2 separate regions of the Homo sapiens genome follow, and region 1 is linked to region 2. A link is a loop called in an ENCODE intact Hi-C map of the cell type or tissue named here. Cell type or tissue: Calu3. All regions are shown on one strand. Links, peaks and the distances in the headings refer to the core of each region. The heading gives the core; the rest is flanking DNA.

Region 1 (5,380 bases), core at 245-5,244, 91 kb after region 2:
GAAGGTGAGGTGAAGCTGCTCCCCTCAGACCAGACACTCGCATCGACATTACCTGCTTGGCTTCTGCGATGTCTGTGTTTGAATCAGCTTAAATAGAGGTGGTGGCACGCAGCTCTAATGAGAAGAGAAGGAACAAGGGGAAGCAGACTGCCAGGGGTGAAAGTAGCGTGAAAGAGATAGAGGAAAGGGAGAAAAAGAGAGGAAAGAGCACCAAAAAGGGGATTGTGAAAATAATGGATGGCAACAGAGTGCTATTAGCCCACTTGCTTGAATCCAGGTCTTCTCAGGAGTGAGGAGGCATTAGGAGGTCTATTTCTGGGTGTGCACAGGGTACGGAAGGAGTAATGACATCAAGGTTTCCTTTCCTTGCTTCTGTCCGCACTGGTAGATACAGCTGAAATTCAGTGATGAATGAACACTGGGAGCAGCCTGGAAAGGAAAATGTGATCACAAGGGGTGGCGTGCAGCCTGAGAAGTGTGCGGAAAGGGGGAAGGTGGACAATGTCGCAAAGGCATATGGAGAGGCGCAATGTCCAAACACTGTCCTGATCCTCAAGTAGCTTAGCATCATCGAAACCTCTTTTTTTTTCTCCCAGCACCCATCCCTGGGCCATTCCCCAGTCATTGGAGCAACCTGAGATTTTCCTCAAAGGGCAGCTCTCACAGCAACCCCCCGCTTCCTGATTTCCCTGGGCACAGTGCTGGCTGCTGCAGCCACTCAACAGTTACTGACCCCAGAACTGAGGTCCTCGGCCATGAAGGCTCCTTCCTACGTATGAGACTCCTCAGCTAGGGACAGCATCGCTCCACAGTCCTCTGGTAGGAAGAGTCACACAGCTCAGTTTATCCTACACGGGGAGCACGCTGTAGAGTTAGACAGCGGCAGCGTGCTCCAGCCAACAGCAAGCCTCCTATGAGGCCACTGTCAGTGGGGTGGGACATCAAGTCACTAAACGTTCTCCCCTCCCTTTCAGGCCAAGGCCGACTAGATGGAGCACTGTGCTCCTTTTCCAGAGAAAAAAAGTTAGACTACTTGAAGAGAGCATTTAAAGCTGGTGTCAGGAATATTGAAATGGAATCTACAGTGTTTGCAGCTATGTGTGGACTCTGTGGTCTAAAAGGTAAGCTTTTCGTGAATGCTTAGGGTCAAATTCTCCTCTTTCATGAAGCTACTTTTACACCTTAGGAGAAGAAAAAGAGGTCCAGCTATATATTACCTTGGGCTGAAGGCATGACTTATAATTGTATATAATATACATTATCTCATAATATCTTGTGAGTGGCCAGGACATTATTCTTATTATGCAAATAAGGAAACTAAACCTCAGGGTTCAACAGCTAATTGGTGACATGTTCAGGGCTTGACAGCAAGTTCAGTTTCCTTCATCCTGGTGGTGGCTAGTAGTTTCTATTACAATTGAATTTATTGAGACAAGATACAAACAAAATATTCCTAAAATAGTCCATCAATCATAATTTTAAAGAGCATGGTCAGGGAAGGATGGGAGAAGAATGTGCCACTTGGATATCTGGGGGAAGAGCATTCTGTTCAATGCAAATCCAAGGCCACAGACAGGAGCATTCAAGGAGAATTGGAGGAACAGGGAAGAGATCAGGAGGGGAGAGGCAGTGGTGGAGAATGGGAGGAGAGAGGGAAGATGTACAGATTGTGTAGGACACTGTGAGAACAATGACTTTCACTCTGGGTGAAATGAGAAGCCACTGGAGAGCTCTGAATAGAGAGGTGGCTGGATCTGACCTGTGTGTTAACAGAATCACAGTGGCGGCTCAGCTGGGAAGACCCGAATGGGGTCAAGGGCAGAAGCAGGGAGAAGAACGAGAAGGCGAACGCAGTAGTCTAGTGAGAGTTGATGGACAAAGTGATAGCAGCGCAGGTAGTGAGAAGTAGTCAGATTGTAGAAACATTTTGAAGACAAACCCAACAACATTTGCTGACAACTTGATGTAAATTTGGTGAGAAAGGCAGGAGTTAAAAATGACTCCCATGTTTATGGTCTAAACTACTGGAAGCATGAGGTTGCCATAACTGGGACAGAGGAAATTGGGGTGAAGACATTAGGGTAGTAGACATCAAAATGGAGGCCAAGCAAGCAGGTGAATTTATGAATCTGGAGTTTAGGTTGGTCGTTTGCACTGGAGACATAAAATTCTAAGTTGAAAGCATATAGATGGCATTTAAAGCTATGCAATGGGTAAGATAACAAACAATGAGTCTAGGCACAGATGACAAGAGGTCCTTGCTTAAACGTTAAAAGTTAATTGAGATGGGAGAGACCAAGGAGGAGTGGCCCATGAAGTTGGCAGTACACCAGGGAAGTGTGGCATCCTGATATGCAAAGAGGAAGGCTTCAAAGAAGTAAAGAATTACAGCACAATAAAGCTTCATTTTTATAAGTGGAATTTGACTTGCAAAACTTGTCCTTATAGTCAATGAATTTTAATCTACACATTACAAACAGAATATATGTGGTCATATTTCTAAGAATGCATTTTACAAAAAAGCTGTAGTTCTAAGGAGATTAATTGTTGAACCACTATCCTTAACTACTTGCATCTGTCAGAATATATGTACGTGTAAATTATTGGTAAAAACGTGGGAAGAACACGCAATGCATTTTTGTACTCTTTTTTTTTTTTTTTGAGACAGAGTCTCCCTCTGTTGCCCAGGCTGAGTGTAGTGGCGCAATCTCGGCTCACTATAATCTTTGCTTTGCCTCCTGGGTTCAAGCAATTCTCTTGCCTCAGCCTCCCACATAGCTGGAATTACAAGCTTGTGCCACCATGCCCGGCTAACTTTTGTATTTTCAGTAGAGATGGGGTTTCAATGTTGGCCAGACTGGTCTTGAACTCCTGACATCAAGTGATCCACTTGCCTCGGCCTCCCAAAGTGCTAGGATTACAGGAGTGAGCCACCACGCCCAGCCCATCTTTGTATTCTTTTGAAGGTCATTGCTAGTATCCTCTTTTAGAGAACAAGAGCATCTGCTTTTCTCTCTACAAGTTAGTGACGGTGGGAAAGCAGCACCCCACACAGCCTGCAGGGACACCTGGATTCAGATGGTTCTGCTCCAGGAAATGCCTCCTCACATTTCTTTATTACATAAACAAGTGATCACTTGAGTCATGTCTCCACCTAATGTGTAAGTGTAACATAATTTGTTAACCACTTTATTAATAGTTAAACATAAAATGCCGAGTTATCAACATGTTGCCTTCATGAAAACCGGGTGATGACCAGCAGTTCTTTCTTAAGAGGCACCAACTGGCAGCCAAGAAGAGTTCTAGGCTTGTGGACCCTGGACTCTGAGTCTTTCTTTCTCTGTTTAGGATGTTGCAGAAACCTAAGTGAAGTTATTCTAAGAGCCTTTCTGTCCTTGCTGCAAATCTTTGTAACCTTGCTCTCTCTGCTACCTGCAGGTTTCCCTCCTGGATGCTTTCTTCTCTACATTTCTGTAGTTACTGCCCTCCACTGCATTTTCTTTCTTATGCTGCTGCTGGACCTGCTGGTAGCTGATTTCCGCCTGCAAATAGCTCTCCCCCAGGCCACTGCTGCAGCCTTTCATGGAGTAGACCCCTTCTAGGCTGCCAACATTCACACTAAAAGTTGCATCTGCAGCTCTGTAGTTCTTGGGAGTATTTCTATCTGAATGTCTTCATGGTGCCAGCGGCTCTTTATCTCCCTCAGATTTACTGTTCTAAAAGGTGGATTCCTGGTATGCTGTCCCCTGGAAGATCAGCCACCAAGTATAGAGACCGAAAACCCCATGGATAGGGTGCTATCATATTCTCTTCTTTCATTACTACTTCATAACATCCTGTTCCCGTAACACTGAAGCTTGGAAGCTGGCATCTGGCACCTTTTGATTTTAACCCATTTATAACGCACTTTGTGTGAGCCAGAAAAGCTTGCTTGGGGAAGGGCTGAGAATGCATTCATGGACAGCTGCTGAAACAGAGGAAGTTAGAGAGGACATCTGATGGTAAGCAATATGGAAAAAAAGATTTCACCTGGCACCAAGAGCCCAGGGCCCATAGGCATGTCTCCCTAACCCCCTCCCTGCCACTGTTAGTTATGGCCCACCCTATCCTATCTCTCCAGACAGCCTTCTGACACCTCTTCTGTTCCTTTAGTACACCAGATGACTGGATAACCAATCAGAATTCATACTAAGGTGATGGCTTATAAATACCAAATACTTACATAAACAAAGGTCTTCTAGAGAACCATTGTACTAACTTAGATGAATTACTCACTGAGTTTGGACCATTGCAGAAACAGATCTTTCTAGATCTACTTAGCACAAGGAGGCCTTGGGTCCACGTGGATTACCACTTATTATCTTTGCAGTTAGTATTACACATCTCACCCTAAATCTCACCTCCTCAAAAAAGTCTTGCATGACTACCTACACTCACTCACTCACAATGGTGTCATTCTATTTCATTTATCTGCATCACATTTACCACTACTGACTATATTTCCAGTCTGTTTATATGTTAACTTATATATTATTTCATGCATATTAGTGCATAAAGGCATATATTGATTATTTCTCTCCATTAGTGCCATAAGAACAGGGACCTTGTTTGTCATTGCTGTATCCCCAGTACTTAGAATAATGCCTGCCATATGGGCTTTCAATATTTACTGAACGAGTGAGTGAATGAAAAAAAAAAGGGCCACTAGACTCTTTTTGACTATGGAAAATGGCCATTGCAAACTTTAACCTTTATTCCCCAGCCATATAAGTGGCTTAGAATTGTCTAAAGGACTTAGGAGTATCTCCTAACTGTCCACAAAGGGGGAAATAAAGCCTTAAAGTCAAGCCTCCCTTTGCTCTAAGGTCTATACAAATATTTATTTTGCTAGATCTACAACCTCTGGGTCTGTCAACATTTGATAGGTGGACAAACTACCTATAATAAGGCCACTGACACCCAGAAGTCACTGTTGCTATCCTGATCTCATTATTTTAGAAAAGAGAGTTGGGAATCCAATGCTGTTTTAACAAAGATTCAGGTGAAGGGAAATAGTGGAATTCACCCAATTATTCCAAAGCTAAATTTTCAGCATAATGTAAACCTGTTCAATGGAAGCACTGTGCAATGCTCAATAAATGCATTCTCCTATCACTTTATAATATGCACATATCTGTGTCTCTCTTAAAGCAAAATCTACTTTAATTAAGCCCCAAACATTCTGATGAAAGATGATAATCCTCTTGTACTGTGAACTTGTGGTAAGTATGTTTAACTTGTATTCGTGTTTTAAAGACAGTGCTGCCTTTTGACACAGGCTTGCCTGACAATATATGAAGCCTAATATTTGTCTACGCTTAGGTTCTGCTTAAATCCTCTT
Region 2 (5,380 bases), core at 313-5,312:
GGCTATGAAATAACATTGAGAAAGTAGATTCAATGTCTGCCACAATCCAGGTGACTGCATTTCCTACATTTTTGGTTTTCTTCAAAACTGGAATCCCTTGGATGGGTAAAATACTAGCGTTCTTTCTTTAGCAATTTCCTCGTGTTTTAAAAGGTGGTTAGAATTTGATCGTGATCATGATCATCACCATTATCACCAAGATACCTCCCTCGAGTATGTTCATCATTCAGAGCACACATCTTCATACAGCTGAATATTGTGTTCCCCTCTGGGTGGCAACTTTCATGAGAGACTCTGGAAACCAGAAATTTCCCAGGAGAGAGCTGCCGGAATGGTACAGGGTCTGTAAACTATGATAGATGAAGATCAAAAGAATTGGGGAATCTCTGCTCTGGAGAAGAGAATCCTGACAAAAATTGAGAGCTAGCAGCTGCTTGTAATGCAGCATTGGGAGCAGATATTGCTGATTTTGGCTTAGTAGAAATAAGAACTTAATAAAACTTATAGCTATTCAATATTGGAGTGGGTCAGGATGAAGTCATGCACATCCTGTCACCAGAAATGTTCATGGCGAGACTGGGGAAACATCTTTCAGGGATGCCATGTAGGGGACCCCCTCCATGGGCTAAGTTGTGGTGAAAAGTTCTGGGTTTGAACTGGGGAGTCAAACAGGTATATGACAAAGAGCTTACCTCTGAGGGGCCTGTGGTCTTCCAGAACAAAGGCTGCCTACATGAAAATATAAGCAACAACCTAAGGAAGTGTATGACATAGGACAGGGGAAATATTAAGAGCTGTGGGTGGTGAGGGCAGTGGCAGAGGAGGGCTTCATTAGGAGGTGGGACATGGGGGAGGTGCTGAAACATGGCTGGGACTGAGATCACTGGAGAGGAAGACTCAGGGCTGCATTTGGGGCTACGGGGAGCATTGTGAACAAAAGACTGTGCTGGAACACAGTATGTCTGGGACAGAGGAGGATTTGTGAGGATACAGATCATAAAATTAGAGAGCACTACAAAGGCTGGATTCTGGAAATCCATGAGTTCCAGGTTATTGAAGTAAATCCTCTAATGGTTTTTGAGTTGCTAAATAGCAATGCTTTTCATATCTGACAGGCAGCACAGGTTTCTTTGTGCAGGGACACAGAGAGGCCAAATGTTAAGGTAGGAAGCAAGTAATATCATGGCATTTTCCTGACCTCTTTCATCTCTGCAGGCTCTGGCCCTAACAGGCTTTTAGGGGGAAATTGTACATTCCTTCTGGTATTTACCAGTATTGGCCTACCCATCCTTAAACCCTCAAATCCCGCTGTATAATTACCCCTAGGAGGCCAGGGGTCATTTAGAACACCAAATGTAGGCAACACCCAGCTATTAGAACTCAAACTTCAGAGCTCTACCTAAATTCTGGCCTGAAGCATACTGAAGATGGGAGGGGGGCCCCAAAGGTGGAGGACCTTTGAGCATGGTGTTTCTTTCTTGAAATAAAGGTGTTTAGTTTCTGAGGTTGGCCTGGGCAGGCTGTGTTCCTGTATAGGGAAGGGTATAGCTCCACTCCCAGGGAGGTCTCTCTGCCACACTAGAGCCCTGGCGGCAAAAAGGCTTACAGATGCTCTCACACTCACCTACTCTCCTGCTTTCTGCATTTAGCTGGGCTCTTAGGGAGGAAAACTGAGATGAGACTCAGGGGTGCTCTTATGACTGCAGATGGGATGGGTGGTTCCAGGAGGGAATGCTGAAGAATAGCTTCTCCAGAAGGGATCTTCCAGGGAGCTTGAGGGGAGCCAGCCAGCCAGCCAGCCAGTGAGTACTCCTCCTCTTTCCTGGGAAGAAGGAGAAGAGGCTGGGGAATGGGCGGTCCAGCAGTTGGTCTCCATGTAGGGCAATTCCTTGGCAAGATAGCAGCAATAACTAACTAGTTCTATGCAAGATCTACCTGCAGGCAGCTGTCCAACACGTTATAATTAAAGGGGTTCCACAAGCCCACTTTTCCAAGTAGTTTCTGTTATTAGCCTATCCTCAGGTTTAAAATGCTACCATTAGGAGAGATTCACTGGACTTTAGCACAAATCTCACCCCAAGGTTCTCTTAAAACATGCAGTTTCACAAGGATGCAATGAAATTAGTTTATTTGCTTATTCCAACCTGTTGAGAAGAGTGCATTGCCCTGAAAACATTAGGAGTTGGAGAAGGCAGCCAAAGACAACCAGATGTTTTGAGAGTGGACAGTACCAAGGGTCACCTTTACTTCCTTCAGGATTTGCTCTGGGGCAACACAGACCCGGTCAAGCAGCATCTCCTGGCTCTGGCAACCCAGAGAACAGTGTAAGGCTCCACACTTGGAAGTGGATACTTTTCAAGCTAGCTGTATGTTCAGTCTCTCCAGGAGGAAAAGCCATAAGAATCTAGGAGTTTGACCATGATCATGAATTCCAACCTTCCACCTCTGAACTGCTCTTCATGGTGTTCCTTCCTGCATGCATTTTTACCATCAGGGTGCTTGTTCTTGAAGCTGCCTGGGGACTCTCAAGTCTGCTCTCTGTGGGGAGGAGGTACGTTTTCACTGAGCAGACACAGCACTCCGCAGGGCAGGGAAAGCTCTCTGTTCCTCTTCCAGTGCAGAAGCCAAGGTCCTGGCTCCTTCGACCTCACACATAGGGCAAAGGCTTCTGCTCAGATGCTTTTCAGAGAGAAGGAAACCGTCCAGCAGGTGTCAGTAAGTTCTAAGATGTGTAAGGAGCCTGGCTTGATAATGGAGTGTGCTCTTTTCCAAACCAGCTCAGCCTTCAAGGATCTCAGAGGAGATGTGACAGACAGAGGGCCTTGAGTGACAGAGCTTCCAAGAGGGGAGCTTGGGAAGGGAAAATTGAAGTCCATTTCCTTCCAGAGATTTGTCGTGTGTGTGTGCCTGAGGATTCTAGGAAGTCTGTCCTATAAATCTGGACTAATTACGCATAGTGAATGAAAAGGAAGAGATTGTTTGGCACCAGTCAGCAGTTCATTATGTCTATGCCTCTGCTGCAGAGCATGAACCATTTCTGGCTTTATCTCAGGGGCAGCTTGTTCGAACTAGCCTTAAGATTCTCCTTCAAATTGAATGAGGCCTTAAACTGAGGTCACTGTGGAAAGGTCACTGTCAGTCCAGCCTGGAGAACTCTTTTCTGAATTAAGTTGGCCCTCCTCCAAATAAAGTGCACATCAGAAGCCCCAGAGCCACTGTAGCTTGCATTAGAGCCCCATTTCTGGCCTGGCATCAAATGGGGTTCTTGAAGATGTGAAGCAGAGGTGTGGAAAAGAGCTCTTTACCTTGCTACATCCTCTTCTTTTTATCAGAATTTATTAAAAGATTGCATTTTCAGGTACAGTGCTAGAAACTACAGAGGATACGTAGAGATATAAGATGGGGTACCTCAGTTTAAGAGGATCAGAATCTTTTTTTTTTTTTTTCTGAGATGGAGTCTTGCTCTGTCGCCCAGGCTGGAGTGCAGTGGTGCGATTTCAGCTCACTGCAACCTCCGCCTCCTGGGTTCAAGCGATTCTCCTGCCTCAGCTCCTGAGTAGCTGGGATTACAGGCATGCACCACCACGCCCAGCTAATTTTTGTATTTTTAGTGGATACGGGGTTTCACCATGTTGGTCAGGCTGGTCTCGAACTCCTGACCTCATAATCCACCTGCTTGGCCTCCCAAAGTGCTGGAATTACAGGCATGAGCCACCGCGCCCGGCCAAGGATCAGAATATTGAAGTGGGCTCTGATAGTCTGTCATTGATCAGCATATTATCCCATTCCTATTGTGCTGGATACAATCAAAGGAACTCCTCCTCCATTTTACAGAATCTTGATGGGTTATTAATTGGGCACCATACCCTACTACTGCGGCATGGGCTTGTAACCTGAGCTGGCCAATCAGAGTCTACCTGGGAATTGCTTTATGGGTGTTATCAGTTTCTTACAGCCAGAGATGTGAAACTAATTCATACATTGATGACATTAGATCTGCCAAACTGTTTAGCACTGTATAAAAACCAGCACATAATTCTGCAGGGACGGGATTGACTGGTCCAGAGATGTTCTTATTTTACATTGTAAGCAGTTGTTCAAATACACAAGGGTTGAAACCAGTTTTCCTCTGTTAAACAGCTGTCATCCTTACAAGCTACTGGAATAGGGGATTTCTAGGAAGTTGATTTTCACGTTAAACATACATTAGTGTTTTCCAAGGGACAAGGATTGTGTCAAATAGTTGGCCAAAATTTACCAAGCTCCTGGAGATGTTGTCACTCCTCTGACATGTAAGTCTCTTGGGCAGTAGAAGGGTCGTGAATGTAGATCCTAAAAGAACTCAAGCTCACAAGCTTGGAAAGTAGCAGTGATGATTTAAAAAACAAAATACTCAACTTTACTTCTTTAATCTGTAAAATTAGATACATTATCATTAGAGAAGGGCTAGAAAAAAATGCTTGCTGAGTTTCTTAAGCCATTCTCCAAGATTCATAGTGTCACACATTCTGTTATTAAAGTTATATTTTATGTTTCACAAGTTTCTTTTTTTTAAGGTATAATTTCAAAGTCTTTTCACTTGAACCTGAAAAGCAGGGTGGGCAAATACTCAGCTCCTTCACTACGACTGTACCCCCGAGCGCTTGGTGGAGACATTGATGCCTCCCAGCACAGTTCCTGTGGAGTCCAGGTGTGGTCTTGTAATTGACCTCAATACAGAGCTCTCAGCATCAGCATTCATCACCAGGCCATTAGTGTGGGCCTATTGTGTGCCATGAAAGATGAAAGCTATTTTCCAGTATAAACTATAGCCAGTGGTGCCATTTTATGTACAGACTCTGAGCAGAAATTTTGCTAGCTCTTATCTGTTCGTTCATAAGCTGGTGTAAGTAAGGCTCTGAGAAACACACAACTTCAAAATCAATCAATGATAGATTGTGACACTGATGCTATGAATATAAATGTTTATGGAAAGGCAGGTGAAGATAAGACCAGTTACTTTTAAGTTCTCAACATGTCAGTTATCTGTCCCTGTGGGCAGAAGATAAATATTCATTAAATAAATCAAAGAATGGTGAACAGTTGAAAGGGGGCACAGTCAAAATTTCACATTTCCAAATGTGTTTTGCTTCACACTGAAGGGTACCAGACACACAGACACGGAGACCCCAAGGTCTTCTGTATGTTCCTTAAAAGAAAGTGACACATCTCCAACAAAACACTGGCTCAGTAGAAAGTCTGTATGGGGCTGGGAAAGTTTCCTATCTTCAAGTTCATTTATTTTTTGGAATCTCAGATTCATTCCTATCTCAGAGGGCTAACCAGGCTCTGACTTGACATAAAGGATAGAAATGTAACAATCCTTGGCTGGGTGTGGTGG

What was found. A loop is a pair of places that touch in the nucleus more often than their neighbours do. Peaks named below come from ENCODE experiments on the same cell type or tissue, not always from the same donor. Only the 100,000 strongest peaks of a DNase experiment are listed, where the experiment ranks them.
Region 1: a loop joins it to region 2, with 9 times the contacts of the local background. A loop is called at or near these places in 3 of 110 quality-filtered maps.

The regions. Positions count from the first base shown.
Region 1 is chr2:158,122,775-158,128,154 of GRCh38, forward strand. UPP2 (uridine phosphorylase 2) reads left to right here. Exons shown (of 7, transcript NM_173355.4): 6 at 975-1,121. Among named protein-coding and RNA genes, the nearest start is that of UPP2, 24 kb to the left of the region's middle. In Calu3, for the core only: no CTCF peak of the experiment used is centred there; a DNase peak (open chromatin) is centred at 3,047.
Region 2 is chr2:158,031,728-158,037,107 of GRCh38, forward strand. It overlaps a transcript of UPP2 not described here. Among named protein-coding and RNA genes, the nearest start is that of UPP2, 67 kb to the right of the region's middle. In Calu3, for the core only: a CTCF peak has its summit at 2,689 (motif pointing right); a DNase peak (open chromatin) is centred at 2,714.